2 separate regions of the Homo sapiens genome follow, and region 1 is linked to region 2. Evidence: chromatin loops called from intact Hi-C (ENCODE). Cell type or tissue: sigmoid colon. All regions are shown on one strand. Links, peaks and the distances in the headings refer to the core of each region. The heading gives the core; the rest is flanking DNA.

What was found. A loop is a pair of places that touch in the nucleus more often than their neighbours do. Peaks named below come from ENCODE experiments on the same cell type or tissue, not always from the same donor. Only the 100,000 strongest peaks of a DNase experiment are listed, where the experiment ranks them.
Region 1: it touches region 2 in a loop (2.8-fold over the local background); 11 of 110 quality-filtered maps call a loop at or near these places.

What each region holds. Positions count from the first base shown.
Region 1 is chr2:42,506,126-42,522,433 of GRCh38, forward strand. It overlaps a transcript of MTA3 not described here. Among named protein-coding and RNA genes, the nearest start is that of KCNG3, 20 kb to the left of the region's middle. In sigmoid colon, for the core only: a CTCF peak has its summit at 7,304 (motif pointing right); no DNase peak of the experiment used is centred there.
Region 2 is chr2:42,561,366-42,577,673 of GRCh38, forward strand. MTA3 (metastasis associated 1 family member 3) reads left to right here and starts at 7,267. Exons shown (of 17, transcript NM_001330442.2): 1 at 7,267-7,408; 2 at 9,072-9,139. The coding sequence starts at 7,381. RefSeq lists enhancers at 6,515-6,654, 10,319-10,845 and silencers at 6,895-6,944, 7,005-7,054, 7,325-7,484, 7,545-7,624. In sigmoid colon, for the core only: no CTCF peak of the experiment used is centred there; DNase peaks (open chromatin) are centred at 6,736, 7,346 and 7,976; H3K4me3 peaks cover 2,216 bases; H3K27ac peaks cover 1,713 bases.

The sequences.
Region 1 (16,308 bases), core at 4,116-12,115, 54 kb before region 2:
TTATATGTATTTGAAATTATCCATAATAAAAAAGTAAAGCCCAGTACGGTGGCTCATGCCTATAATCCCAGATCTTTGGGAGGCTGAGGCAGAAGAATTGTTTGAGCCCAGGAGTTCAAGACCAGCCTGGGCAACATAGTGAGACCCTGTCTCTACTAAAAATAATTTTTTAGAAATTATCTGCATGTGGTGGTACTCTATGCCTGTGATCCCAGCCACTCAGAATGCTGAGGTGGGAGGATCACTTGAGCCCAGGAGGTCAAGGCTGCAGTGAGCCATGATCATGCCACTGCACTCCAGCCTGGGCAACAGAGTGAGACCTTGTCTCAAATATTATATATATATATTTTTTGAGTAAAAATAAAATGTTAACACCTTGGACTTCATTTAAGCTTATTTTTGAATGCCGATTGTGATTCCTTAATTCCTTCAGATTGGATCTGAAAATAGAGAGGTGTAGGCGGGGGGTAACGGATTGGAGATAATTTACTTATTATTATTATTTATTTATTTATTTATTTATTATTCTTTTTTGATATGGAGTCTCTGTCTGTTTTCCAGGCTGGAGTACAGTGGCATGATCTCGGCTCACTGCAACCTCTGTCCCAAGTAGCTGGGACTACAGGCACAGACCACCACACCCAGCTAATTTTTGTAAATTTAGTAGAGACGGGTTTCACCATGTTGGCCAGGCTGGTCTCAAACTCCTGACCTCAGGTGATCCGGCCGTCTTGGCCTCCCAAAGTGCTGGGATTACAGGTGTGAGCCACCGCGCCTGGCCTGTTTTATTTTTTTGAGACAGAGTCTCACTCCATCTCCTGAACTGGAGTACAGTGGTGCAATTATAGGTCACTGTTACCTCGAACTCCTAGGCTCAAGTGGCTTCTTCTCTCTTCAGCCTCCCGAGTAGCTGGAGTAGCATGCGTGATCACGCTTGGCTAATTTTTTAATTTTTTGTAGAGAGAAGGTCTCACTGTGTTTCTGAGGTTGGTTCCCAGCTCCTGGGCTCAAGCAATCTTCCCACCTCGGCTTCCAAAAGTGCTGGGATTGCAGGCGTGAGCCACTGGTGATGGTCTTGCTTTGTCTCCCAGGCTGTAGTAGAGTGGCACAATCACAGCTCACTGTGGCCTTGACCTCCTAAGCTCAAGCAATCCTCCCTCCTCAGGCTCCTAAGTAGCTGGGACTATGGGCATGCATGACCACACCCAGCTAATGTCATTTTTTTATATAGAGATGGGGGTCTCACTATGTTGCCTAAGCTGGTCTCAAACTCATGCAGTCCTCCCACCTCAGCCTCCCAAAGTGTTGGGATTACAGGCATGAGCCACTGTGCCTGGCTGAGAATAAGATTTCTGAAAAAGATACATAAAATAGTTATGAGTGGTTATTTCTTGGTCGAGGGACTAGGAATATGAGGTTAGACATGAGACCTATCTTTTGTTGGTTATTATAAACCTTTCATCTTTTTTTTTAACTGTGTGAAAAGATTATGTTTTTAATGAAAAAAAAAAAGGAAAACTAGGTCAGGTGCCGTGGCTCACACCTGTAATCCCAACACTTCGGGAGACTGAGGTGGGAGGATCACTTGAGCCCAGGAGTTCAAGACCAGCCTGAGCAATATAGTGAGACCCCCATTTCTACAGAAACGTTAAAAAATTAGCCAAGCACGGGGGCGCACACCTGTAGTCCCACCTACTCCAGAGGCTGAGGTGGGATGATGGCTTGAGCCCGGGAGGCAGAGATTGCAGTGACAGAGGTTGCAGTGAGTCAAGATCTCGATGCTGCATTCCAGCCTGAGCAACGGCGTGAGTCTGTCTCAAAAAAAAAAAAAAGAAAGAAAGAAACCTAGTTAAAAAAAATCTGAGCATGTAGCATTCTACCAGATTACCTCTTTTTCCTGAGGCCCATTCTTGCTGGTTTCTGCATCCCCATCTTCTGAGTTACACCTGGGCCAGGCTGGGCACCTGCTGTTCCCTCTGCCTAGAGCACGAACACATTGTCCCAGAGCATTAGGTGGGTCATTCCTTCTTGTCAGTCAAGTCTCAGTTCAAATGTCACTTCCTCAGAGAGAAATCTTTCCCCAGCCACACATTCTAGCATATAAACCTATTTTTTTCTTTCCCTTACCCTATTTTTAAAAATCTAACTTGTCCAAACCCATAGAATCTCCAGCACCAAAAGTGAACCCTATATATGAACTATAGACTTATTTTTTTCTTTTTCTTTGAGACAGTCTTGCTTTGCCACCCAGGCTGGAGTGCAGTGGCACCATCTCCACTCATTGCAGCCTCAACCTCCTGGGCTCAAGCGATCCTCCCACCTCAGCCCCCTGAGCATCTGGGACTACAGGCGTGTGACACTATGCCCTGCTAATTTTTTTTATCTTGTGTAGAGATGGGGTCTCACTATGTTACCCAGGCTGGTCTCAAACTCTTGGCCTCAAGCAGTCCTCCCGCCTCAGGCTCCCAAAGTCCTGGGATTACAGGTGTGAGCCACTGCACCCAGCCTAGACTTTGAATGATTATGATGTGCCAATAACGTAGTTTCATTGACTGTAACAAATATACAACTCTGGTGAGGGATATTAGTTAAGGGGGGAATATGTTGTATATATTTATAATATTATATATTATATAGTATTATATAATATATTTAATATATCATAGATTAAATATATTGTAAATTATATATGATATATATGATATATAATATTAAATATATTAAATTATTAAATATATTATATAATATATTATATATACAACATATATACTATACAACATATAGTATATATGTTGGGGGAAAGGGGTTATACATCTCTGTACCTTCCTTTTGATTTCACTGTGAACCTAAAACTGCTCTAAAAAATAAAGTCTATTTTTTAAAAATCACTTTACTTATTCACCTGTTACTTGTTTTTGTTGTTGTTGTTGTTTTTGTGACGGAGTCTTGCTCTGTCGCCCAGGCTGGAGTGCAGTGGCGTGATCTTGGCTCACTGCAACCTCCACCTCCCAGGTTCAAGCGATTCCCTTGCCTCAGCCTCCCAAGTAGCTGGGACTACAGGTGTCCACCACCATGCCCAGCTAATTTTTGTATTTGTAGTAGAAACGGGGTTTCACCATGTTGACCAGGCTGGTCTTGAACTCCTGACCTCAAGTGATCCGCTTGCCTCGGCCTCCCAGAGTGCCGGGATTACAGGTTAGAGCCACTGCGCCTGGCCTCACCTGTTACTTATTTACCGTCTGTCTCCCACAAGATGCTGTTCACTTCCTTTGAGAGCAAGGACTCTGGGGTCAGTTCACACCAATACTCCCAGTTCCTAGAACGGTGCTTGGCTCCTTGTAGAAGCTCAATACCTATTTGTTGGCCGGGTATGGTGGCTCACACCTGTAATCTCAGCACTTTGGGAGACCAAGGTGGGTGGCTTGCTTGAACCCAGGTGTTTGAGACCAGTATGGGCAACATGGCAAAACTCTGTTCCTACTAAAAAATGCAAAAATTAGCCAGGCGTGGTGGCATGAGCCTGTAATCCCGGCTACTTGGGAGGCTGAGGTGGGAGGTTCAATTAAGCCTGGGGGGTTGAGGCTGCAGTGAGCCATGATCATACCACTGCACTTTAGTCTGGGCGACACAGTGAGACCCTGTCGCAAAAAACAAAAACAAAACAAAAAAAAGTAAAATAAAGGAATAAATAAATATTACTGTTGATTTAAATGCTGTTCTCTGAGTGCTGAACTGGCTATATTAATGTATACATTATATAGTGAGGCTGGAATTGACCAACTTAGGAAATCTAGGCTTTTTCTGAAAAACCACTTCTGTTTTCTTAAATGGTTAGCATTCTGGTAGAGAAGGTCTTGGCACTGCTTTCCCCCCATACCTGCCGTGTCTGCCAGCTTCCCGTGTTTAAAAGCACTGCAGAGCTGGGCACAGTGGCTCATGCCTGTAATCCCAGCACTTTGGGGGGCCAAGGTGGATGGATCACTTGAGGTCAGGAGTTCAAGACCAGCCTGGCCAATATGGTGAAACTCCATCTCTACTAAAAATACAAAAATTAGCTGGGCATGGTGGCACAGGCCTGTAATCCCAGCTACTCGGGAGGGTGAGGCAGGAGAATCGCTTGAACCCAGGAGGCGGAGGTTGCAGTGAGCTGAGATTGCACCACTGCTCTCCAGCCTGGGCGACTCAGAAAAAAAAAAAAAAAAAAAAGCACAGCAGAAATCCTCGTTTAGCTGGCCCCAATCCTGGGTCAATGAGTACCCCTGTTATTCCTTACTCAGCAGATGCTTTAGTCAGAAAAGTTCTTGAGATCAGCTCCCATCATGTCTGGGTCCCCGCCTTCACCCCTTCTGTCCCTGGAGGAAGGAGAAAATGTGAAAGCAGACCAGGACCTACAAGGAGGGAACTGTTCACTATTGAATTGAACACTTCAAATGGGCAAATTGTGAATTATATCTTAATGACACTGTCATGAAACAAAAGAACTGCTTCTTTCCTGTAGTATCTTGGCTTAGAAACTATAGAAAATATGGGGAAAAAAATGTAGAGGGCTGTTGCCCTGGGGGTAGATTGACATCCCTGATATCCAACTGTTTGGGTGCTGGAGATCAGGGGAAGAAGCGTTCCAGCAAAGCAAGCCTTGAGCCCAGACAGGAAGGAAGTGGGAGAGCCAGGCAGAGAGAGGGGGATGCCCCCACTCTGACCCTTATCACATCACAGGACATATTCAAACAGCTGGGCAAGGATTCTGTTCGGAAGAAAAATCAAAGACACTTTCAAACTGAATGGAAGTTCCCCACTGTGTCCTATCCATTCTGCAAAGAGGAGAGCTCCCTTTACCAACATTAATGAACCAAAATTAACTAGTTTAGGAGTTAGCTTTCAAAAACACCTGCTGTTCTTACCCTTCTGTCCCTCTAACAATCTATTTCCCAACCCCACAATCCTAGCCCTCCTCCCACTATGTTCAGTGCTGCTATTTCTGCCTTAGAGGAAAGACTGGGACTGGGTTTGACTGAAGTGAAGTGTATGGCATTCCTGGAAATGATCTTCTCATTGTAGATGCAACCAAAATAGCATTGACTCCACACTTAATAATTGATATACTCTTCAACAGTAATTGCATTTTTCTCCAAAGTGCAGGATTTAAAATACTTTTTTTTTCTCTGGTTCTTAACTGGAGATAAAATGATTCAATTCTGGTGTGTGTGATCTCATTACCTTTCTACGTCAAAAAAAAAAAAAAACCTCAGGCATTTGCCTCAGTTTACTCTGAGATACATGTTCTCACAGGTTGCAAAAAATAATATTTTTGCCGGGCACAGTGGCTTATGCCTGTAACCCCAACACTTTGAGAGGCCAAGGTGGGTGGATCACTTGAGGTCAGGAGTTCAAGACCAGCTGGACCAACATGGTGACACCCTGTCTCTACTAAAAATACAAAATTAGCTGGGCATGGTGGTGCATGCCTGTAATCCCAGCTACTTGGGAGGCTGAGGCAGGAGAATCGCTTGAACCCAGGAGGCAGAGGTTGCAGTGAGCCAAGATCGCCCGTTGTACTCCAGCCTGGGCAACAAGAGTGAAACTCTGTCTCAAAATAAAATAAAATAAAATAGGCCAGGCGCGGTGGCTCACGCCTGTAATCCCAGCACTTTGGGAGGCTAAGGCGGGCGGATCACAACGTCAGGAGATTGAGACCATCCTAGCTAACACAGTGAAACCCCATCTCTACTAAAAATACAAAAATTAGCCCGGCGTCGTGGCGTGTGCCTGTAGTCCCAGCTGCTGGGGAGTCTGAAGCAGGAGAATGGCGTGAACCCGGGAGGCGGAGCTTGCAGTGAGCCGAGATTGCACCACTGCACTCCAGCCTGGGCGACAGAGCGAGACTCCATCTCAAAAAAAATAAATAAATAAATAAAATAAAATAAAAAATAATTATAATAATATTTTCTGTGGAAACCTGAGAAGTATAGCAATCTGGAAGACTGGGAGGGTTTTTTTCTTTTTCTTTTTCCTTTTTTTTTTGTTTTTGTTTTTGTTTTTATACTAGAGATCAACCTCAACTTGATGACTGGCAGTTTTTGAAAGGGATTTGGAGAAGATGCATTTAGGTTGGTGTGTAAGCCTGTCTCAGGCCTGAGTTTGAAAAAAGAGCCTATGGCTCAGCCAAAAATGATGAGAGATGAGTGCCCACTGGAGCTTTCCTAGTTTTTCGGGATTCCACTTCCAGTGCTGTAACTCCATGCTGCCATGTGGCCAAGCAACAGCAGGTCCTCTCCCCAGAAGAGAACCTTCCTCTGACTGCAGGAGTGTTGCCCTCTGCTTAACATTTGCTAGTACTCTATGTCTTCCAAGTAGGATTTTTCCTTTCCAGAGGAAAGTAATCACAAACAAAAATCTTTATAGCAAAGGACACTGAGAAGCTTTTTATCCCCTTTCACTAGCTTCTGTTGTGAGGGATGAAACTGAAAGGACAATTAGAACAAATGTCAGCGTAAATCTCCAAAGAAAGAAGAAAATAAGCTTACCAAGTTTCCTTTGATGATGCCAAGAAGACATTTTCTCCTCTAGATAACAGTGTGTATTTAATTTAGACCATGTCAAGGGATTAGAAAACACTCAACCACTGTACCAGTGGTCTACCTCAGTAACAACAGATACTTATGGAAAGGGAGAAATTGTATATAACTTCCATTGACTCGGCATTAGTTAAGACTTTCAATTTATAGTTCTTTGTGCTTTCACCCTAGTCACCAACTCAAGAATGACATTTATATTCTATATAAACATTCTGAGACATCCTCTACTTACAGGACCCTTAAGAAAACTCCAATTTTAATGGCACCAATCAAACCATCCATCAATTCTCCCAGACTGTGAAAATGCAAGGTCTACAGATAATTTTGCCACTTAATTTAAATCAGTCCCCATGGCATCCCCTATAAAAATGTTCACTCTGCCTTTACTTGCTAACTTGCTAAATAACCAACTGGGCATACGAGAGGCTAGTGTTTCTGGTTACCCATGCAGGGGAAACCCCATTTCATCTTTGTGTTGGCAAGCCCTTTGTTACATGTTTAAGTTACTTTTTGGATATTAAACTATAGTGATTTATTCTGCAAAACCTATTGTGGTTGGAGGGAGTGTGAGGGGAATGAAATGAGCATTACTTGGGATACTGGTCCCTGTTCAGGTTGGGACTGAGAAAGGATTCAGCAATCACTGGGGTGGGTAGGTCAGTCTTTTCAGTTTGACAAATATCCTTGGAACTTAAACAAAACAAAACACTTCCAGAGAGGACCACTAGGAGGTGCTGGGAAGAAAGGGCAATGACTTCACCCAGGAAAAGGGATAGACTCCAAGTGAAGAAGGAACAGACTCCGTGTTAAAGCCTCCTGGCCAATAGTGAGGCCACATCTAAACCTAGCGAGAGACCCAGCTCCATGGAATGGTATAACCAGGCTTATCAAGACCCTCAGAAGTAGTATTTGGCCAGCCACATAGGACAGAGAAAAGGGTAGAACTTCCAGGACAGAGAGAGACAAACACCAGGAGGGACATTTGGAAAACTAGACCCACTTGTCCTGAAGCCCAGAGTGCTGGACTCAGTGAGCCGGGAATGAGGGAGAACTTAAAGGGACAGGGAAGTGCAGGACTGCCACGCCTCCCAGGCTGGCCTGAGGGGCAAACGGGCTTACACCTAGGAAAGCCCTGGAAGGATTTCAGACTCCCATGAAATCCAGCAATGCTGGCCTCCCTCCACTACCTCAAATTGAGACAGACATGAGAGCTCAAAGAATCCCAAGTCTAGGCCAGGCACGGTGGCTCATGCCTGTAATCCTAGCACTCTGGGAGGCCAAGGTGAATGGATCACCTGAGGTCAGGAGTTCAAGACCAGCCTGGCCAACATAGTGAAACCCCATCTTTACTAAAAATGTAAAATTAGCTGAGCATGCTGGTGCGTGCCTGTGGTCCCACCTACTTGGGAGGCTGAGGCAGGAGAATCACTTGAACCTGGGAGGCAGAAGTTGGAGTGAGTCGAGATCGCGCCACTGCACTCCAAGCTGGGCGACGGAATGAGACTCCGTCTCAAAAAAAAACAACGAGAAAAGAATCCCAAGTCTGCAATATGAAAACTGGTCAAATAAGAGTTATCTAAGGAGAAGAAAATTGTGCTTTGTTAGCTCACTATTTATATGATGCTTGTAAAAAATACATATGCTTTTAAAATATTTTTCTTTCTTTTTGTGTGTATGTGGTTTTTTGTTTGTTTGTTTTGAGATAGAGTCTCACTTCATCACCCAGGCTGGAGTGCAGGGGCACTGTCTTGAGGCTCACTACAACCTCCACCTCCAGGATTCAAGCAATTATCCTGCCTCAGCCTCCTGAGTGGCTGGGATTACAGGCGCCCACCACCACATCCAGCTAATTTTTGTATTTTTAATACAGATGGGGTTTCACCATGTTGGCCAAGCTGCTCTCAAACTCTTGACCTCAAGCGATCTGCCCACCTCGGGCTCCTCCCAAAGTGCTGGGATTACAGGCATGAGCGCCCAGCCCCTTTTTTTTTTTTTTTTTTTTTTTTTGAGACAGGGTCTCACTGTTGTCCAGGCTGGAGTACAGCAGTGCAATTTTAAATCACTGCATCCTCATACTTATGGGATCAAATGATCCTCCCGCCTCAGCCTCCAGAGTAGCTGGGACTACAGGCATGCACCACCATGCCTGGTTAATTTGTTTTTATTTTTTATAGAGATGAGGTTGCCACTGTGTTGCCCAGGCTTGTATCAAACTCCTAGCCTCAAGCGATTGTCCTGCCTTGACCTCCCAAAGCGCTGGGATTACAGGCGTGACCCACTATGACCGGCCTAAACTTTTATATTTTTCTTTGGATATGTATGCCTGTGTTTATTTTATTTTATTTTATTTTATCTTATTTTATTTTAATTTTTTGAGACAGAGTCTCGCTCTGTTGTGCCCAGGCTGGAGTGCAGTGGTGCGATCTCGGCTCACTGCCAGCTCTGCCTCCCGGGTTCAAGCAATTCTCCTGCCTCAGCCTCCTGAGTAGCTGGGATTACAGGTGCCCACCACCACACCTGGCTAATTTTTGTATTTTTAGTAGAGACAGGGTTTCACCCTGTTGGCCAGGCTGGTCTCAAACTCCTGACATCAGGTGATCTGCCCACCTCAGCCTCCCAAAGTGCTGGGAATACAGGTGTGAGCCAGTGTGCCCAGCCTATTTTATTTTTTGAGATGGCATCTATGTTGTCCAAGCTAGTCTTGAACTCCTGGACTCAAACAATCCTCCCACCTCAACTTCCCGAGTAGCTGAGATTATAGGCATGTGCTGCTGCATGCAGCTTCTGTGTATTTTATTTTATTTTATTTTTTATTTTTTTGAGATGGATTCTCGCTCTCTCTCCCAGGCTAGAGTGCAGTGGTATGATCTTGGCTCACTACAACCTCTGCCTCCTAGGTTCAAGCGATTCTCCTGCCTCAGCCTTCTGAGTAGCTGGGATTACAGGTGTGCACCACCTCGCTCGGCTAATTTTTGTATTTTTAGTAGAGACAGGGTTTCACCATGTTGGTCAGGCTGGTCTCGAACTCCCGACCTCGTGATTCGCCCACCTCGGCCTCCCAAAGTGCTGGATTACAGGCGTGAACCACCGTGCCCAGTCGTTTCAGTGTTTATTTTATTTTATTTTGTTTTATTTTATGTATTTTTTTTTTTTTTGAGACAAGAGTCTCGCTCTGTCATTCCCAGGCTGGAGTGCAGTGGTGCGATCTCGGCTCACTGCCAGCTCTGCCTCCCGGGTTCACGCCATTCTCCTGCTTCAGCCTCCTGAGTAGCTTGGACTACAGGCGCCTGCCACCATGCCCGGCTAATTTTTTATATTTTTCTCCTGCCTCAGCCTCCCAAGTAGCTGGGATTACAGGCACCCGCCACCACGCCCAGCTGATTTTTTTGTATTTTTAGTAGAGACAGGGTTTCACCGTGTTAGCTCCAGGATGGTCTTGATTTCCTGACCTCATGATCTGCCCGCCTCAGCCTCCCAAAGTGCTGGGATCAGGCATGAGCCACCGCTCCTGGCGCAGTGTTTATTTTAAAAGCTGTTTCTGTAAAAGCTCAGTCAATATTAAAGTAAAGGGAAAGGGATTTTTGACCGCACTTGGATTTTAGGTTGGGAAGAGTAGAGATAAATTATAAAAAATACCAGAAATACTGCAACGTTTTCCTTGGATCTAGGCTTTTTATTAAGCGCAGAAAATGGATACATCTTTATGAAACTCAAAGCTTTTCTGCTAAAGGTCCCAACCCATCTCACTTCCATAGGTGTCCAGGTTACTCCTTTTCTCCTTCCCCAACAATGGTTTTACAGAATTCTAATGTTCACAGGCTTATAAACCCAAGGCAACTGTTATAGTTTTATTGTACAAAATGGCAATATCCTGCACTAGGAAAGAAGGAAATGGCTCACCGGCGGGAACTTAGGTCTAGACTTGGAACTATTGAGGAATGTAGTGGTGACAAGCCCTGCACACAGTTCAGCCAAAGCCTGTTTAAGCAGCTTTAGATATATAGAGAAAACAAAGAAGTCAATGAATATTAAAGTATGCAAAGAAATTAGGAAACCAAAATAGAAACAAATGTAGGCGTGTGCAAAAGTATAGTGCACTTTACCTTAGGTCAGGAAATAATGAAGCATGAAAATGCAGTATCTGCCAGCTGTGGCTGCTCATGCCTGTCGTCACAGCACTTTGAGAGGCCATGAAGGGAGGAATACTTGAGCCCAGGAGTTCAAGACCAGCCTGGGCAACATAGCGAGACCCTGTCTCTATAAAAAATAAAAAATTTGGCCCGGTGTGGTGGCTCACGCCTGTAAACCCAGCACTTTGGGAGGCCGAGGCGGGCAGATCACCTGAGGTGAGGAGTTTGAGACCAGCCTGACCAACATGGGGAAACCCCATCTCTACTAAAAATACAAAAATAAACCGGGTGTGGTGGTGCATGCCTGTAATTCCAGCTACTCAGGAGGCTAAGGCAGGAGAATCGCTTGAACACGGGAGGCGGCGGTTGCAGTGAGCCGACATCATGCCACTGCACTCCAGCCTTGGGGACAAGAGTGAAATTCCACCTCAAAAAATAAAAATAAATAATAAATAATTAGGCTGGGTGCAGTGGCTCACACCCCTAATCCCAGCACTTTGGGAGGCCGAGGCAGGTGCATCACCTGAGGTCAGGAGGTCAAGACCGGCATGGCCAACATGGTGAAACCTCATCTCTACTAAAAATACAAAAAGTTAGCTGGATGTGGTGGCACATGCCTGTAATCCCAGCTACTCAGGAGGCTGAGGCAGGAGAATTGCTTCAATCCGGGAGGTGGAGGTTGCAGTGAGCTGAGATCATGCCATTGCACTCCAGCCTTGGGGACAAGAGCAAAATTCCATCTCAAAAAAAAAAAAAAAAAATTAGGCCAGGCATGGTGGCTCATGCCTGTAATATCCTAACGCTTTGGGAGGCGAAGGAAGGTGATCACCTGAGGTCAAGAGTTCGAGACCAGCTTGGCCAACATGGGGAAACCCTGTCTCTACTAAAAATACACAAATTAGCCAGGTGTGGTGGCGGGAGCCTGTAATCCCAGCTACTCCGGGAGACTGAGGCAGGAGAATTGCTTGAACCCAGGAGTCAGAGGTTGCAGTGAGCTGAGATCATGCCACTGCACTCCAGTGAGACTCTGTCTCAAAAAAAAAAAAAAAAAGAAGAAAAGAAAATACAGTAGAGGCTGGGCGTGGTGGCTCACGCCTGTAATCCGAGCACTTTGGGAGGCCAAAGTGGGCAGATCACCTGAGGTCAGGAGTTCAAGACCAGCCTGACCAACACGGTGAAACCCCTCCTCTACTAAAATACAAAAAATTAGCAAGATGTGGTGGCAGGCACCTCCCAGCTACTCGGGAGGCTGAGGCAGGAGAATCGCTTGAACCCGGGAGGCAGAGGTTGCAATGAGCCGAGATCGCACCATTGCACTCCAGCCTGGGTGACAGAGTGAAACTCGGTCTCAAAAAAAAAGAAAATAAAAGAAAATACAGTTGAGTTGCATGCACTAAGCACCCATATCTTGGCTTTAATACAATTCTCCAATAAAAGGAACTAGGGCTCCTTGGAAAAATAAACTAAGTCTAGGACTAGAATAGGAAATATACAAGATGAACTTAGAGTGTCTTATAGTGCCTGAAAGTAAGGAAATGCTCAAACAGACAAACAAATAAAACAATGATTGGGAAATGTCAAAGCCACAGAAGAACCAACCGAAAGAGCTTCCCATGGCCAAAGCTAGAGCAATTTGAATAACAAAGTAGTATTGCGTTGTAAGCCAAAGTATAAAATAAATATCCAGGAGTCTATACTTATAGAAAAAGACTAAATAAATAAATGGGAAGAAAAGACAAATCTCCATGCAGAATAATTCCAAATCATTGATGTAGCTATTCCACCCTGAAGGAGGTTGATCATAACTCCATACTCCTGAAGTGTAGATTGCTCATAATGACTTCCTTCCAAAGAATATAGTATAGGCCAGGTGTGGTGGCTTACTCCTGTAATCCCAACACTTTGGGAGGCTGAGGCAGGAGCCCAGGAGTTCAAGACCAACCTGGGCAACATAGGGAGACCTCATCCCTACAAATAATTTAAAAATTAGCCAGGCATGGTGGGGCGAGCCTGTCGCCCCAGCTACTTGGGAGGCTGAGGTGGGAGGATCACCTGAGCCTTCGAGGTTGAAGCTACAGTGAGCCATGACTGAGTCACTGCACTCTAGCCTAAGTGACAGAGTGAGACCCTTTCTCAAAACACACACACACACACACACACACACACACACACACACACACACACACACACACACACACACGAATATAGTATGGAAAGGTGGGGGAAGAGTAACTACAGTGGAGAAACCTGGGAAACTACCCCAGCCAGTTGATCAAGGTCACCATCACCAATAATCAGTCATGTTGATCACATGTACCCCTTGATATGATGTGATGAGAATGGCACTTTGCCTCTGTGGTCTTCCCCCTAAAATCTCACAACCCAATCTGATTATGAGAAAAACATCAGACAAATCCCAATAGAGGGACATTCTACAAAATACTTGATCAGTACTCCTCAAAACTGTCAAGGTTATTAAAAAAACAAGGAAAGAGCCAGGCGCAGTGGCTCACAACTGTGATCCCAGCACTTTGAGAGGCTTAGGCGGGCAGATCACCTGAGGTCAGGAGTTCAAGACCAGCCTGGCCAACATGGTGAAACCCCCTCTCTACCAAAAATACAAAAAGTAGCCGGGTGTGATGGCACATGCCTGTAGTCCCAACTACTTGGGAAACTGAAGCAGGAGAATCCCTTGAACCTGGGAGGCAGAGGTTGCATTGAGCCCAGATGGCACCACTGCACTCCAGCCTGGGTGACAGAGTGAGACTCTGTCTCAAAAAAAAAAAAACAAGGAAAGAGCCAGACATGGTGGAACGCATCTTAGTCCCAGCTACTCAGAGGCTGAGGATCACTTGAGCCCAGGAATTTGAGACCAGCCTGGGCAACATAACGATACCTTCATCTGTACAAATAAAAATTCTTTTAAAAATTAACCAGGGCCGGTTACGGTGGCTCACACTTGTAATCCCAGCACTTTGGGAGGCCGAGGCAGGTGAACTCCTGAGGTCAGGAGTTCAAGACCATCCTGGGCAACATGGTGAAACCCTGTCTCACGTAAACAATTTGCCAGGCATGGTGTTGAATGCCTGTAATCCCAGCTACTCAGGAGACTGAGGTGGGAGGATGGCTTGCGCATAGGAGGTGGAGGTTGCAGTGAGTTGAGATCACGCTGCTGTACTCCAGCCTGGGTGATAAGAGCCAGACCTTGTCTCAAAAAAAATAAATAAAGTGATTGAGTTCAAGGAAAACTTAAACACAATTTAGGGTAGCAGGGTCATGACAAGTCTTAAGAATGGTAAATGTCCTAGAGCCATTTTCAGCAGTAGTTGCCCTATGGAACTGAGTGTGCCTCAGTCTCCCTTAATGCTCTGCTCCAGCCTCTGTGCTACAGTCTAAGTGTTTGTGTTCCAAACCCTGCACCTGTAGGCCCTCTTTAGATCTCCCGTTCTTTTCCAATTGTCCAGAGGACCTCTCCACCTGAACATTCCACAGGCACCACAAAATCAACTTGTCCCAGAGCAAACCAATGACCCTCTTTATTTCCTGTCTTGTTGAACTGTACCACCATCCACCTGCTTCAGTTGTGCCCAGCTTCATGCTTCAAGATGCTGCCCCCATAAGCATAAGAGAGCAGTGGGGTGTAATGAGCAGGCTTCCCAGGATTGCTTCCTTCGTGACCCTTATGAATCATTTATACCTTTTCCCATCTCAGGTCATCCATCATTGGCTCTCACTCATTCTTTTGTTCCTCCTTTTTTTTTTCTTTTTGAGATAGGGTCTCACTATGTTGTCCAGGCTGGAGTCCAGTGGCCTGATCATGAACCTGCTGGGTTCAGGTGATCCTCCCACCTCAACGTCCCAAGTAGCTAGGACTACAGGTGTGCACCACCACACCGGGCTAATTTTTGTATTTTTTGTAGAGACAGGGTCTCCCTATGTTGCCCGGGCTGGTCTCGAACTCCTAGCCTCAAGCGATTCTCCTGCCTTGTCTTCCCAAAGTGCTGGGATTACAGGTGTGAGCCACCACGCCCAGCCTGGTTCCTCTTCCACCTAGCCTCTCCACCCCAGTGGAGCTCCCTACTGCTGACCTCAAGTTCTCGACTTTGATAAATATCTCTTTCCTCTCTCCCGGCATCTCTTAGAACTAACAAATGGCAAACTCCTTGTTGGCATCACATCTCTGGGGCTTCCTGTGGTAGGCAGCCTGTAAGGTGACTTCTTGTGTAATCACCTCCCCTTGAGTGGGGATTGGACCTAGTGGCTCACTTCTAATGAATAAAATACAGCAAAAGGGATGGGATGTCACTTCCAAGATTTGGTTACAAAAGCCTGTGGCCTCTTTCTTGGACATATCTGTTGCTCTCTTCTTGGCTCACTCTGAGGGGAGCCAGCTGCCATGTTGTGAGCTGCTTTTTAGAGAGGCCTACGCAGAAAGGAACTGACATCTCTGGCCAGCAATCAGAGTGGACCTGAGGCCTGCCAACAGCCACGTGAGTGAACTTGGAAGCAGACCCCACCCCATCGGCCTAGTGATGATTGCAGCCTTGTGAGAGACCCTGAGCCAGGGGCAAACAGCTAAGCTGCACCCAGATTCCTAACCATAGAAACTAAGACAGTAATTGTTGTCTTAAGTCATTAAGTTTTGGGGTAATTTATCACATAACAATAGATAACTAATACCTCCTAAACCCTTGTACCACCTTCATGGGCAACTCAAACTAGTTGTAGTACAATGTTACACATGGATTTCCATATTATTACACAGGGCCATGGACCCGGGGCACACAGAAAGGAAGGGTGGCTCTCAAAATAGGCAGAGCCCTTTCCTCTCATTAATTCAAGCCAGTTTGAGAAGCCCTTTGTCAGACTGGCTAATCTAGGCTGGATAGTGTCCAGATAACTGCCCCTGAATCTTTCTCTCTTTTTTTTTTTTTTTTTTTTTGAGACAGAGTCTCACTCTGTTGCCCAGGCTGGAGTGCAATGGCACAGTCTTAGCTCACTGCAGCTTCCGCCTCCCCGGTTCAAGTGATTCTTCTGCCTCAGACTCCTGAGTAGCCGGGATTACAGGCACCTGCCATCATGTCCAGCTAATTTTTGTATTTTTGTAGAGATGGGGTTTCACCATGTTGGCCAGGGTGGTCTTGAACTCCTGACCTCAGGTGATCCACCTGCCTCGGCCTCCCAAAGTGCTGGGATTATAGGCATGAGCCACTGTGCCTGGCCACACCTGAATCTTTCTAAGGCAGCAAGCCAAGCTGTACAAGTCCAAGTCCAAATAAATACATAATTTCCTAACCTTTCCAGTTGTGTGATAGAGGCAGCCTCAGTAGTCTTCCTAGTCCTAAAGCAAACTGGGGAGACTTGGAGAGTGAGGTAGTTACAACCACCCTCCGTCCCTGACTTTGATATGCAAAGAGGATCCTCAGGGGTTACTTGCTGTAGAATGTGAGCTATCTGTGTCTAGGACCTGTGTCAAGGGTACAATCAGAGCACTGTGGCATCCCTGGGAGGGTAGGGGCAGGTGAACTGTGGCTCTTGCTATGAGGCTTGCTTGGGAATAATTTCGTTCCTTGCACCCACTTTCAGGAAGGAATATGATCAGC
Region 2 (16,308 bases), core at 3,255-11,254:
AGGCTGGAGTGCAGTGGCACAATCTTGGCTCACTGCAACCTCCATCTCCCGGGTTCAAGCGATTCTCCTGCCTCAGCCTTCTGAGTAGTTGGGATTACAGGTGCCTGCCACCACGCCTGACTAATTTTTGTATTTTTAGTAGAGACGGGGTTTCACCATGTTGGCCAGGCTGGTCTCAAACTCCTGACATCAGGTGATCTACCCACCTCTGCCTCCCAAAGTGCTGGGATTACAGGCGTGAGCCACCGAGCCCGGCCCCAGGTGTCCTTTTCTCTTAGCACTAAGCCAACCATGTCAGCTAGGAGGAGAGACAAACCAAGGTGAGTTAAACATGTTGACTGTTTCAAGGGATTGAGTAGGACTTAGATAAAGTGGTGAGGGGGTCCCCTTCTTTCTCTGTGTATTTCTCTTTATTCTATTATTCTGTTTCTGTGTCCCTTAATCTGTGTATACTGTATACTGCTCTAAGTGTTTTCTGGGTGACTCTATGTTTACTTAAAATTGAAAGGTGGATACCATCTGTAGGAGTTTCCTAAGGCTCCTGTAACAAATTACAACAAATTGGGTAGCTTCAAACAATTCATTCTCTCACAGTTCTACAGGCCAGAAGCTTGAAAGCAAGGTGTCAGTAGGGTTAGTCCTGGAGTCTCTGGGGGACAATCCATCCCATGCCAGTGGTTGCTGGCAACCCCTGGCACTCCTTGGTTTGTAGCTGCATAAGTCCCATCTCTGCGTCTCCCTTCACAGGGCTGCCCCCTTTTCTCTGTGTCTTTCTTCTTCTGTCTCTTATAAGGACACATGTCATTAGACTTAGGGTCCATCCTAATCTCAGGATAATCTCATCTTGAGATCTTCAGCTTAATTATATCTGCAAACACACTTTTTCCAAATAAGGTCATATTCGCAGGTTCTGGGTGGGCATGTCTTTTGGGGGGCCACCATTCAACCCACTACATCATCTTAGAGGCAAGAGGGTGAGGTAGGAATGAGTCAGATTTGCTTTTTCAGGCTGTGTCCCTTTCCGTCTCCTTCTGTTCTTTCCATCTTCCCTCCCCCTCCCCACCCCAGCTGCTTTTCAGGGCTGGGAAGAAGGAGTGAGGGTTGAGGCAGAACCTTCTGTGGATGCTTGCTGACAATTTTTCTAGCTAGTCCTAGTGAGATGGTCAGCACAGGCCATTCCCCCTTGGTTTCCCGGTCTGCCTTGGGCAGTGGCTTATGTGGCTCTGCCCACACTCTGCCTATTTGCACATTTGCACCTGGACTCTGATCTCCTGAACCTGACCTGCCAAACCTGTTTCCACCCAACCTGAAGGACTCAGGGAACCTGCTTCTTTCCCTGGGGCCAGGGTTTGGCTTATTCCTTAGATTGGCTGGGCTCTGGGGTGATGGTAACACCAGAAGTGGCTATTTCCAGCTCAGAGCTCCCTCCTAAACACCAGGCCTTTTCATCCAACTGTTTCCCAAAGAGAAGACATCTACCTGGATATTTCCAAAGGCACCTCGAACACAACCCTTCCAGCACAGAACCTGTCCACTATCCTCTTCCCCAACTTGCCTTTCCTCCTGTATGCTTTACTCACTGATCTCTACTTACAGCTCCCCATAAGCCTTGTCACCACCCTTTCACCTCGTGCCTCCCTAGAGTCACCAGATCGGATCTTGCCTCCTACATCTCTCTAAAACCATCTACTTATCATAACCCACTGCCTCTACCCTAGGCCAGACCACCACCCCTTCTCACCAACCTCCCAACTGATCTGGTCTGGAATCTCCACCCTTTCTAATCCACTCTCTGTACTGCAGTCTGAATCATCTATACAAACACCTTACTCCCTGTAACATTCCTTCAACACTTCCCATTGATTCTTTTTCTTGACCCTACAACCTCCACCTCCCAGGTTTAAGCGATTCTCCTGTCTCAGCCTCCCAAGTAGCTGGGATTACAGGCGCGCGCCACCATGCCTGGCTAATTTTTGTATTTTTAATAGAGACGGGGTTTTGCCATGCTGGCCAGGCTGGTCTCAAACTACTGACTTCAGGTGATTCGCCTGCCTTAGCTTCCCAAAGTGCTGAGCGTGAGCCACTGCACGGACCAACCATTTATTTTTATTTATTTTTTTGAGACGAAGTCTCACTTTTCGCCCAGGCTGGAGTGTGGTGGTGCCATCTCAGCTCACTGCAAGCTCCACCTCCCGGGTTCATGCCATTATCCTGCCTCAGCCTCCTGAGTAGCTGGGACTACAGGTGCCCGCCACCACACCCAGCTAATGTTTTGTATTTTTAGTGGATATGGGATTTCGCCATGTTAGCCAGGACGGTCTCGATCTCCTGACGTCATGATCTGCCCACCTCGGCCTCCCAAAGTGCTGGGATTACAGGTGTCAGCCACCATGCCCGGCCTGGACCAAACATTCCTTCCTTCCTTCCTTCCTTCCTTCCTTCCTTCCTTCCTTCCTTCCTTCCTTCCTTTCTTTTTTGATGGAGTTTCGCTCTTGTTGCCCAGGCTGGAGTGCAATGGCGCGATCTCGGCTCACTGCAACCTCCGCCTCCCAGGTTTAAGCCATTCTCCCGCCTCAGCCTCCAGAGTAGCTGGAATTACAGGCGTGTGCCACCACGCCCAGTTAATTTTTTGTATTTTTAGTAGAGATGGCGTTTCACTATGTTGGCCAGGCTGGTCTTGAACTCCTGACCTCAGGTGATCCGCCTTTGCCTCCCAAAGTGCTGGGATTACAGGTGTGTGCCACTGTGCCTGGCCAACCATTTCTTATTCAAATCTACAGTAGTTAAAAAAGAGAAATAGTAGGGTCAGTTAGGTTAACCACCCAGAGGCTCATTTCTGTCCCCATTATGACTTAGTCCCTTTTCTACTACCTAAAGGTAATGTTACTAGAGAAGGAACCTTCTTGTGGAAGCAGCCAAATGGCTGAGCTAGCTCCCCTGTGAGGGCATGAGGGAACTATGGGATCCGAAAACACATACTGCCCGAAACCAAGACCTTTAGGGATTTCATGTTTTTTGCACAGGAGATCTATGGAAGAACCATCTCTATGACTAGAGAAGCTACAGAACTCCCAATTCTGTTTCCTTTCTCCTTGGGGCTCTTCTGCTTTGATTCTTGCCATCATATGCCTACACTTCTCTTGGGTTATGTTCCTCTGCCTTTAAAACCCAGGCCCTCCTTAGAATATGAGACAGACTGGCCTTTTCTGAAAGAATTTTACTAAATAAGAGAAGAAGTTAATGAAAGGAAAAAGAAGAGAGAAATAAATCATGGAAAACACGAACCAACAAGATAAAGTCCCTTTTCCAAAGCCTGGCCTCTGGTTTCAGATTAATTACATTTTAGACCTCCAGGCTCCTGTCCTGGGTTCAGTATGACAGAACTCCCAGACTGTGGCCAGCACCAATCTCTTTTAATTTATTTTTTTTGAGATGAAGTCTCGTTCTGTTGCCCAGACTGGAACACAGTGGTGTGATCTTGGCTCACTGCAATCTCTGCCTCCTGGGTTCAAGCGATTCTTCTGCCTCAGCCTCCTGAGTAGCTGGGACTACAGGCGCTTGCCACCATGCCCGGCTAATTTTTTGTATTTTTAGTAGAGATGGGTTTTCACCATATTGACCAGGCTGGTCTCGAACTCCTGACCTCATGATCCGCCGGCCTCGGCCTCCCAAAGTGCTGGGATTACAGGTGTGAGCCACCGCGCTCAGCCAACCGGCACCAATCTCTTTTTATTTTTTCGCACATATAAAAACTCCATCCCTACGTTGAGACAAAAACCAACTCTCCATTTTACCTATTCACCTAAAGCTTTCTTTTTTTTCTTTTGTTTATTTATTTTGAGACAGAGTCTTGCTCTATTACCCAGGCTAGAGTGCAGGGGCATAAACATGGCTCACAGCCTCTACCTCCTGGGCTCAAGCGATTTGCCTGCCTCAGTCTCTTCCAGAGTAGCCAGGACCATAGGTGCGCACCAACTGGCTAACTTTTTTTTTTTTTTTTTGGTAGAGGTGGGGTCTTGCCATGTTGCCTAGGCTCAAATGATCCTCCTGCCTTGGCCTCCCAAAATGCTGGGATTACAGGCGTGAGCCACCATGCCTAGCCACCTATAGCTTTCTTGCTGCATCCACTTCTCTTCAACTAAATGGTAAAGAACTACCTTGTATGTGGTTCTTTAATTGCAACAACTGTGCAAGGAAATTTCATCCATGGAAGGGCTGGATTTGCCCTGGGATTTCTGGCATGGCCTGAGAGACACTTCTTCCTTAGTGATGAGAATAACTGGAATAGAGAGAAGGGACCTAACGCATATGAAGCGCCCAACAAGTGCCAAACACCTTCTATATTTAAATTTTACCAGGCTGGGCATGGTGGCTCATGCCTGTAATCCCAGCATTTTGGGAGGCTGGGCAGGCAGATCACTTGAGGTCAGGAGTTCCAGACCAGTGTGGCCAACATGGTGAAACCCTGTCTCTACTAAAAATACAAAAATTAGCCAGACGTGGTGATGGGCACCTGTAGTCCCAGCTGCTTGGGAGGCTGAGGCAGGAGAATTGCTTGAGCCTCGGAGGTGGAGCTTGCAGTGAGCCGAATCCGAATCGTGCCATTGCACTCCAGCCTGGGCAGCGAGAGCGAAACTCCGTCTCAAAAAAAATTTTTTTTTCTACCATAAGCCTTTGAGGTAGGTATCAACCAGTAGTCATATTTTGTAACCCCTCTTGAGGCTCAGAGGGGTTAAGTAACTTGCTCAAGGTCTTTATAGTTAAACTGCCAAACTAGGAGTGAAGTTAGGGCTGGTTGATGACAAGTTTGTGGTCTAAACCATGTAGCTAAGAAGGGAGAGGCGCCTTTGCTTTTTTAAAGGTGCAGGCTTTCCACCCGTCTTTGGTTGAAAGGTTTCTTTCAATCTACAAACATTTGCTGAACTCCTTTATGTGTGAACCTCTCTGGAATTAGGACATATAAAAGTTTCACAAAGTCCTTGTATTCAGCTCTTCTGATTCTTTGAGTCCACGATTTGTTGGTATTTATTCTTCAGATACTGAGCATCTACTGTGTCAGCTCAGAAATGTAGAGGACATTGGCCTAGGAGCTGGACATGGAAGAGACTAATATATAGAATCTAGAGCAAAAAACGGTTCTAAGGCCTGCCACCATCATTACCTCCTGCTAGTCCCCTTCAAGTCTTTGAGGCCTTTCATGGGGGGCTTCTGGATGAGGCTGTTCCTAAGGGGACATAGGGAGGAGTTTTCTCGGCATCTTTCACCATTTATTGTGGTTAGCACAGTCATCATAAACACCTGGCAAGAGCACTAAGCTTGGGAAATGAGACAGGCACACAATGAATTAACAAAAACAGGGAAAGATTTCGAAGGAGGAGAAATTGCTTATGAAAAATTAATGGGAAAACATCCTAAAGCTTGTGATCCACTTCTTTGCACTTTATGGTTTCTAGGTGGCTTTTGTACTTGGAGAAACACTGTGGTTCAGAACATTCTAGGCCAGAGGAAAGGGCTGATTCATAATCCCAAAATTGCTGCCAGTTTACTGTGTGATTCCAGGTGAATTATTCAACCCTATTTATGTGTCAGCTCAGAAATGGAGTGATGTCAGTTTTGTCAGAATGTTTTTGGTGGGATCTCTGGTAAATGTTGAATGACAGCTATGCAATGTGTGGAACAGAACACTTTTGCTTTCTTCTTTGGGTCAGAATTTGACACATGGCTCAGAATTTGACACACAGCAGAGAACCCTTGGGAATCTGTGGTTTTCTGGGGTTAAAAAGAAAGCAAGAGACACCTGTTATTTGCATGGTGCTCTGTGTTCCCTGGTTTACAAAGCATTTTCAGATATCATCGCAACTGATCCTTACCACACCTGTGAAGGGGGAACTCACGTCCCCATTTTATAGACGAGGAAACAGGTCATAGAGTCAATGTAATTCAATAGTGCTTTATTTTTTATTTTTATATTTTGCCTCAGCTATGCACAGTTTTTTCATCTCAATACTTTGTGATAAGTGACCATCACAAATGTCATCACCAAACCACCAAAACACAACCTTCTTTTCTGGGGGCACCTCTTAGCCCCGCACAGACCTTAAACCCAGAGTCGACAGCACACAGCTGTGTATCACCACACATTCCAAACAAGCCACCACACCAAGAAATCTTCTTCGTGTTTATTATGCAGCAATGTCTGGGAGTACTTTGGAATGGACTGGCTTCTCTAAAGAAAGTTATTTGTGTTCATTTGGGGGATCGCCAGCTAAGATTCAACGTTGTTTTTTTTTTTTTGTATCTGTGAGAGTAGGAAGGCCGTGAAAACAGAGGTTGTTTAGAGAATTGGCCTGGGACAATAACCATTTAGAAGCTTTAGGCACGTAACCAGTTAAGTGTCCATCGACATGAAACTGATTGAATACAATCTCCTCTGTTTGGGGGTGGTGGTGATTGTGAACTGTAGGGCCCTGTTCCCCCATGGACAAAGGAAGCCCCTCACTCCTAAAGGTCCCTTTTCCCAGCAGAACAGGCCCTGCATATACAGTGCCCGTCTAGAGCCAGGGCCTCCATCTGGGTGTTGGACAGTTGGTTCTGCTCAGCCCAGTTTTGGGGTAAACGATGACGCAGTTAGGGTGGCCTAGGAAGGGAGTTTTTCTACCTCTGTCCCCAGCTGGGTCTCTGGCGAGGCGGGAAGCACCCGGAATCTTCCTGGCCCTAGAGCCTGCAGGCTCCAGGCCGGCCCCTTGAATCTCACCGCGAGGAAGGCACCCTGCTGCCTGCACTTATTTGCATCCAAGAGTTTGCATTGAGACTGGCGCTTGCCTACTAGGGCAGCCACAGGGGGGTTCCCCAGGGACAGAGGTAGGGAAGGAGGACCTGTCTTGGGGTGGACAGGTGACGGGGTACCCTGGGTGGGGGAAGAGGTGCTGGGGAGAGGCTAAGCCCCAGCCCCCACTCTAATTCTCTAACAGCCCCTGGTCCGCATTTGAGTGCAGGCCTCTGCCTCAGCCAGGACCCTGACCCCAGGGCCCTCCACTTCCAGCAAGGCCCCCCACCCTCCCTCCCACTCCCACTCCCTTTCCCCTCCCCCTCCCCCCCAATTCCCGCTGGCCCCGCAGCGCTCCAGCCTCCCCGGGCCTCCCCCGGCCCGGCCCACTCGGCCTTGCTAGCCTGGCGCTGGGGGCGGGCACCAGCCCCCACCCCTCGGCGTACCATCCCCTTTACTTCCCCCACCCCCTGTCCCCTCCCTTCCCTCCCTTCCCCCCCGTGGCGAGGCAGCAGCGACGGCGGCGGCGGCAGCGGCGGTCGCGGCTGAGGCTGAGGAGGAGGCGGCGGCGGCGGGCGGGGCTCGGCTCGGGCTCCGCGGGCGGGCGGGCGGACATGGCGGCCAACATGTACCGGGTCGGAGGTAGGCAGGCTCGGCCCGACCCGGCCCGTGTGGGAGCGGGTTCCGGGAGCGGGGGGCCGGGGCGAGTGCACGCCAACTGCCGGGAGCCAAGGGCGCCGGGGCTGAGGTCGCAGTGGGCTGGGGCGCCGGGGCCCGCAGAGGGGCCGGGACTCCCCACCCCCACCCATCCCTTCCCCTCCCCCCACGCGGGCTCGCGAGGGCCCGGGGCCACCTTCACCCTCGCACCCCGCCCAGTGTTTAGGGCCAGGCCTCTACTTGGGGGTACGAATTACCAGACACCCCCCTCCACGAAACCCTCATCGGGGTAGGGCCCGTCGAGCCCCCTGAGAAGGTGGCCTTCTTGCGTGGCTTCTAGGCGCTGGAGAGGATGAGGGGACATCCCCTCTCCTGCTTCTTCCCCACTCAGTGGGAGCCTGGGGTGGGGGTGGGGGTGGGGGCGGTGGGGGCCCAGCCAGGGGCCCAGCTGGACGGGCCTGTTTGCGTGCCGGGGCCCTGCACCTCCCCTTCCTCGGCCCCCCTCCTTTTCGTTTCTGGTCCAGTCCCCCACGAATGGGGCTTCGTGGGAGCTGGGAACCTCAGCCGGAGGTGGGGAGTTGAGCTCTGCCTGGACGTTTGCTCTGCTGCCTGCCTCCTTCCCAGTCTTCTGCGGAAGAGAGAAATAAGGTCAAACAAACTTTCTCCCTACTCACGACGCCCTCCTCCCTCTTTCCTGGTAAAATAATAATTCAGATAAGTGGCGTGTTTGTATGAGAGACTGGCTCTTCCTTCTCTGCTCATTAGCCGAGCTTCTGATGGATGGTGGTGGGAATGGCCTGGCTAAATGAGGCCACTTTGCAGAAGAGAGCGGCGAAAGAGCCACTAAGATAGACAATAACAATGCAGCTGCCTTTCGGATAAACACACAGTGGGAAGTTTCCAGCAAGCCTATTAGATGAGAGGAAAAGCCACACTTGAAAAATTTTATCCTTTTAGTTGAAAGCCTGCAGCAATTTCTTAATCACAAGACATTAAATGGATCTGGATTAAATATGGTAAAAGGGTAAAAAAGATGCTGATATCACCCCCAGAACACTTTGCCTCTTAGAAGTGATCCCCCGGCCCCCTTTTTTCCTCATCTTCCCAGGTAAAACTGTGGAAAAGTTTGTCAGCGTTCTTCCTCTTAACCTGTTCTGCTCATCTGATTTTTTTTTTTTTTTTTAAGTAGTGATTGAAATGTAGGTTGGACTGTGAAGCCTTTCTCCCTGCTCTGAATGTGTCTTAGGTCAATAGTTTTATGTGAGAAGCAGCCTGCAGGGCAAATTGTATTGGAGGAAAAAGATGTGGAAGTAGTTATAGTACAGAGGACACATGTTTAGCGTGCCCTGACTACACAGTGATAAGAGGTGTCTTTTTTGTTTATTATTAAAGAAATGACGTATTGGGACAGAAGTCTAGGAGAAACTGATAAAACATTAATTGAAATGAAAATGCCAAGAAAATAAAGGTCTGTGAATAGTAGGCACGTGAGAGGATATATTAAGGCTGCATTATTATGTTTGCTTTTACCAGTGAATGAATTATGAGCTTAATTTCAAACGTGAAATGCCTAACATAAAAAGTCTTGGATTGACAAATCTGAACTTTCTGTTAAAAAGATTAAGTTCTGTACTTCCTTTAATTACAGATTATGTCTACTTTGAGAATTCCTCCAGCAACCCATACCTAATAAGAAGGATAGAAGAACTCAACAAGGTATACACTGAGTGTTCTTAATTTTAATATTAAAAATATTTATTTTCCCTTGATGGGTAATTGGGTAAAGGGTGGCCTGGTGTGGGGGCTCATGCCTGCAATCCCAGTAAATTGGGAGGCCTGGCGAGTGGATAGCTTGAGCCCAGGAGTTGGAGACCAGCCTGTGCAACATAGTGAGACCCTATCTCTTATTTTTTTTTAATTAATATAAAAAGTAAAAATATGGCTGGGTGCGGTGGCTCATGCCTGTAATCTCAGCACTCTGGGAGGCTGAGGCGGGCGGATCACCTGAGGTCGGGAGTTCGAGACCAGCCTGACCAACATGGAGAAACCCCGTCTGTACTAAAAATACAAAAAAAATAGTCGGGCATGGTGGCACATGCCTGTAATCCCAGCTACTCGAGAGGCTGAGGAAGGAGAATCGCTTGAACCCGGGAGGCGGAGGTTGCGGTGAGCCAAGATTGTGCAATTGCACCCTAGCCTGGGCAATGAGATAAACTCCGTCTCAAAAAAAAATAAAAATAAAAAAATAAAAATAAGCTGGGTAAAGGGGCATAAGAGATGATTTTACTTTCAGTCCCAGACTCTTTGAAAGATGAGATTTTAGGCTGGGCATGGCGGCTCACCCCTGTAATCCCAGCAATTTGGGAGGCCAAGGAGGGGGTGGATCACTTGAGGTCAGGAGTTCAAGACCAGCCTGGCCAACATGGTGAAACCCTGTTTCTACTAAAAAAGTACAAAAAAATTAGCTAGGCATGGTGGCATGCACCTGTAATCCCAGCTACTCAGGAGGCTGAGGCAGGAGAATCCAGGTGGAGGTTGCAGTGAGCTGAGATCACGCCATTGCACTCTAGCCTGGGTGACAGAGCAAAACACTGTCTCAAAAAAAAAAAAAAAAAAAAAAAAGTTGAGATTTTAGAGAGTTATGCACGATTCTGAATTCCGAATATTCTTTTGCTTTTTTGTTACTGAATATTTAAAAGTGTGCAGATATTTTCAAATTGCTTAGAGCCTCTGAAAGAGCAGTTCACTTATGTAACTCAGACCCTTTTTATGTTTAGAGTCATAATGTGTATTTTTCCCTTTTTAGTGAATTAATATTTTCCTCTTCCAGGTTTAGAAGGAGGAAGCTAGGGAACATAATATTGAAAGGAATTGGCTGGGCGGGTGCGGTGGCTCACGCCTGTAATCCCAGCACTTTGGGAGGTCGAGGCGGGCGGATCACCTGAGGTTGGGAGTTTGAGACCAGCCTGACCAACATGGAGAAACCCCATCTCTACTAAAAATACAAAATTAGCTGAGTGTGTTGGTGCATGCCTGTAATCCCAGCCACTTGGGAGGCTGAGGCAGGAGAATTGCTTGAACCTGGGAGGCATAGGTGGCAGTGAGCCAAGATCACGCCATTGCACTCCAGCCTGGGCAACAAGAGTGAAACTCCGTCTCAAAAAAAAAAAAAAATTGAAGGGAATTTGTAAAATTCTGGACTAGGCTGGCTGGGCACGGTGGCTCACGCCTGTAATCCTAGCACTTTGGGAGGCCAAGGCAGGCGGATCACGGGGTCAGGAGATCGAGACCATCCTGGCTAACATAGTGAAACCCCGTCTCTACTAAAAATACAAAAAAAATTAGCCGGGCATGGTGGTGTGCACCTGTAGTCTCAGCTACTTGGGAGGCTGGGGCAGGAGAATGGGGTGAACCTGGGGGGTGGAGCTTGCAGTGAGCCGAGATCGCGCCACTGCCCTCCAGCCTGGGTGACAGAGTGAGACTGTCTCAAAAAAAAAATTCTGGACTAGGCTAAATTGTCTGTGGTAGCTCACACCTGTAATCCTAACATTTTGGGAAGCTGAGGCCTCAGGATCCTTTGAGTCCAGGAGTTCCAGACTAGCCTGGGTAACATAGGGAAACCCTGCCTCTACCAAAAAAAAATAGCCGGGCATGATGGCACATGCCTGTAGTCCCAGTTACTTGGGAGGCTGAGGAAGATTGCTTGGGCCCAGGAGGTCAAGGCTGCCGTGAGCTGTGATTGCATCACTGCACTCCAGCCTGGGTAACACAGACTGTCTCGAAATTAAAAAAAAAAATTATGGTTTTGGTGTAATAAATATAAAGTAGCTTTGTACCTTTGGCCCAATTAAAATTTTCACATTAAGATTTGTCCGAGATGGTCGTTTATTAGGACAAAAGAAGCCTTATGATTGCAGGAGAAGAAACTTTTGTTTTGTTTTGTTTTTTGTTTTTTGAGATGAAGTTTTCACTCTTGTTGCCCAGACTGGAGTGCAATGGCGCAATCTTGGCTCACTGCAACCTCTTCCTCCCAGGTTCAAGCGATTCTACTGTCTCATCCTCCCAAGTAGCTGGGATTACAGGCATGCGCCACCATGCCTGGCTGTTTTTTGTGTGTTTATTAGAGACAGAGTTTCACCATGTTGGTTGGGCTGGCCTTGAACTCCTGACCTCAGGTGATCCACCCGCCCCAGCCTCCCAAAGTGCTGGGATTACAGGTGTGGGCCACTGCGCCTGGCCAGGATTTATAATGGAGGTACCAGAAAGCAGTCAAGCTGCATGGACCATGGATTTTCTAATGATGTTTTGTTTTCCTCCGATTTTCTAATGATGCTTTGTTTTCCTCCAGACTTCTCTGAGGGTTGTGTGGTTTATGAGACTTCATAGTGTTAAAATCTTTGAGTCTGTCTAGCTAATACCTTTCCCTCAAAATGCCATCTGGTAACTTGTTCAGTTTTGTCTTGAGAAGGCAAGCCTGACCTAGGACATTCTTAGTTTGAAGAGCCTTGAGACCTTGGTTTGTTTTGGGAATATCCCAGGGAATTTGCATTATTTTTATTTTATTCCAGAGACAGGGAGACAGGGTCTCACTCTGTCACCCAGGCTGGAGTTCATTGGTATGATGATAGCTCACTGTAACCTTGAACTCCTGGACTCAAAGCAGTCCTCCTGCCTCAGCTTTCCAAGTAGCTGAGACTACAGGCATGTACCACCATACCTGGCTAATTTTTTGTTGTTGTTGCTATGGATTCTTGCTCTGTTGCCCAGGCTGGAGTACAATGGCATGATCTCCGGTCACTGCAACCTCTGTCTCCTGGGTTCAAGCAATTCTTCTGCCTCAGCCTCCCGAATAGCTGGGATTACAGGCGCCCAACACCATGCCTGGCTAATTTTTGTATTTTTAGTAGAGACAGGGTTTCACCATGTTGGCCAGGCTGGTCTCAAACTCCTGACCTCAGGTGATCCACCCGCCTTGGCCTCCCAAAGTGCTGAGATTACAGGCGTGAGCCACTGCCCCAGCATTTTCTTTCTTTCTTTCTTTCTTTTTTGAGATGGAGTCTCGCTCCGTCGACCAGGCTAGAGTGCAGTGGCGCAATCTCAGCTCACTGCAAGCTCCGCCTCCTGGGTTCACACCATTCTCCTGCCTCAGCCTCCCGAGTAGCTGGGACTACAGGAGCCTGCCACTACGCCTGGCTATTTATTTATTTATTTATTTATTTATTATTTATTAGTAGAGATGGGGTTTCACCGTGTTAGCCAGGATGGTCTCGATCTCCTGACCTTGTGATCCGCCTGCCTCGGCCTCCCAAAGTGCTAGGATTACAGGTGTGAGCCACCGCGCCCGGCTTTTTTTTTTTTTTTCTGAGGCGGAGTTTTGCTGTTCTTGCCCAGGCTGGAGTACAATGGTGCAACCTCCTCTCACCACAACCTCTGCCTCCTGGGTTCAAGCGATTCTCCTGCCTCAGCCTCCTGAGCAGCTGGGATTATAGGCATGCACCACCATGCCCGGCTAATTTTTAGCAGAGATGGGGTTTCTCCATGTTGGTCAGGCTGGTCTCGAACTCCCGACCTCAGGTGATCTACCACCTCGGCCTCCCAAAGTGCTGGGATTACAGGCGTGAGCCACCATGCCCGGCCTCCTTTTCTCAAAATAACTGTGCTACTGCATTTGCCTATGTTAGTTGTCACCCAGGCTGGAGTGCAGTAGCATAGATCCTGGCTCACTGCAACCTCCTCCTCCCAGGTTCAAGTGATTCTCCTCCCTCAGCCTCCCAATTAGCTGGGATTACAGGCACCTGCCACCACACCCAGCTAATTTTTTTGTATTTTTAGTGAAGACAGGGTTTCACCATGTTGGCCAGGCTGGTCATCAAGTGATCCACCCGCCTTGGCCTCCCAAAGTGCTGGGATTACAGGCGTGAACCACTGCACCCCGCCTAATGTTTAAATTTTTTGTAGACGTGGTCTTACTGTGTTGCCCAGGCTGATCTAGAACTCCTGGCCTCAAGCAGTCCCCCATCTTGGTCTCTCAAAGCACTGGGATTACAGGCTGACTGCCTTTGCATTAAAAAAAAATTATTTAGTCTTTGAGACCACCAAGTGAAGAGAATGGCCTCAAGTGTAGATCAGTCCGTGGATGGGAACTGTTGGCATGTGATTCTGATCTTTTATGTTATTGATGTAAGGTATAAGAATTGAGGCAACTCTAAACTATTTACCATATCAGTTTAATTAGAAAGTTAATTACATCGAAATAGAAATCTTGACCTATGAGACCCTATATTCTTTGGCTGTCACTGCCCCTCTCTGACCTCCACTTTCGCTGAAAGCAGGTGGGAGCTCTGCCTTGCTTACTTGGCACAAAGCACAATGGGCTTTTGGCTGTTTCTCCCTGCAACCACCTTAGGAGGACCGTTTATTTGTGTCCGTCCTACCCCTCACCCCTTGCTCTTTTTTCCATATCATTTATCACCTCCAAATATACTTACTGTGTTTATTTTCATTACCTGTCTTCCTAGAGTGTCAGCTGCAGTGATCTTTTCTGTTTTGTCCAGTTATGCATTCTGAGTGCCTTAGAATAGTGGCTGGCACATAGTTAAAGGCATTCACTAAATACTTGTTGAATTAATTAATTTCTGAAATGTCTGATGTTAATGCTTATGTGTACATAGCTTTACTATTTACAAACTGCTTTGATTCATTCATTTTACAAATAAAATTGAGGACCTTCTACCAGCCAGGTACTTTTAGACAGTGAGAATGCAAGGGTGATAAAAAAAAAACAGGTCTAGTGGAGACAGACATCAACCATATAGTCCCACAAGTGAAAGTAAAATTGTAGCTGTGCTAAGTTTAGAAATGTCACAGCATGGTGCTCTGGAAACCTAACCCAGGATTCACGTTTGTTACCCTTTTGAGCCTCACAGAACCTTACACCTTAAGGTAGCTAAATCATGCATTGTTTTCTTGAGGCACATAGTAGCTAAATTATTGGGTTGCACATCTAGGTGAACATAGCTTATTTCACACTCCTTTATCATTTCATGGCCATTCATTTCTGAAATGCCCCCCTCATCCATCCTCACCTCCTCCCTCCGCCTACCTGTTGTCAGCACAGAGTCATCCATGTAATAGCGAGTTTCTGGGACTGGGGTTGTGTTGTGAGAGATGGGATTCTTTGTAATTTCACAAAATGGTAGTTTGAATGGCTAATTGAAATATTTACATAGGGTCTTTATTTCTGAAGGGATGTGAAAAAGACATCTTATTTTAGATAATTCATTAAGCAAATATTATTGAGTACCTGTTTTGTACCAGGCACTATGCTAGGCTCAGAGATAGAATGTGAACAAGATGTACATGGTCTCTACCCATACAGGGTCCACATTCTAATGAGGGAGACACCCGGAAAGACAAGTTGATGGGCATAAAGAAAATAGTAATAGTAATGAATTGTATTAACTTCTAAGAAGGCAAGAACCTTGACATAGAGAATGACAGGTCATTTCCTTTAGGTAGGGTGGAACAGGACATTGAAGTTGAGGCCTAAAGGATGAGGAAGAGGGAACCATGGGAAGAGAGGACGCAGGAGTGTTCTAGATAAAGGCCCTGGGAAGATCAGAGGTGAAATTGGCTAGGTAGGGAAAGTTGTTAACATGATGGGAAAATCCAAATAATGATTTAAAAATACTTGAAGACAGGCATGGTGGCTCAGGCCTGTAGTCCCAGCTGCTCGAGAGGCTGAGGCAGGAGGATTGCTTGAGCCTGGGGGTTTGAGACCAGCCTGTGCAACATAATAAGACCCCCCATCTCTGAAAAAAACCAAAACAAGGCCAGATATGGTGGCTCACGCCTGTAATCCCAGGACTTCGGGAGGCCGAGGTGGGTGGATCACCTGAGAGGAGTCTGAGACTAGCCTGGCCAATGTGGTGAAACCCTGTCTCTACTAAAAGTGCAAAATTAGCCGGGCATGGTGGCGCATGCCTGTAATCCCAGCTACTCGGGAGGCTGAGGCAGGAGAATCGCTTGAACCCATGAGGCGGAAGTTGCAGTGAGCTGAGATCGTGCCATTGCACTCCAGCCTGGGCAACAGTGAAACTCCATCTCAACAAACAAACAAAAAAACCAAAACAAAACCACCTCTAAACTGAAAATACTTACTTTGTTCTGATAGATAAGCTAGGGAAAAAAGGCTACTTGGGAGGCTGAGGCAGGAGGATCGCTTGAACCAGGGAGTTGGAGGTTGCAGTGAGCCGAGATTGTGCCACTGCACTCAAGCCTGGCAACAGAATGGTACTCCATCTAAAAAAAAAAAAAAATATATATATATATATATATATATATATAAAAATGAACTCTTAATTGCTGTAATGCACTTAGTCTCAAACCCTGTACTCATTTCATTAAATGCCATTAACAGTTGCAGACTGGCACTGGGCTGTAGACCCATGAGTAACCATGCTTCAGAAGAATGCTGGAGAGGGTGTGTTTGTAGAGGGGAAGAGGAATATGGTAGCTGTAAGCTACCTAGTAGCTAAGTGAGTGCATGGTCAAGAAGAGACTATTTATTTTGAACTATGCTCCCCGCCCCCTAAGCAGGTTTAAATAAGAATTTAATTAGCTTTGTATAGCATCCCTATTGGAGGAACTCACTAGTGAGGCAGAAAAAAATATGCCTTGAAACTGTTGATTTGGATTTTTTTTTTTTTTTGAGACGGATTGTCACTGTGTCACCCAGGCTGGAGTGCAGTGGTGTGGTCTTGGCTCACTGCAACCTCCACCTCCCAGGTTCAAGCGATTCTCCTGCCTCAGCCTCCCGAGTAGCTGGGACTACAGGTGTGTGCCACCACACCCAGCTAATTTTTGTATTTTTGGTAGAGATGGGG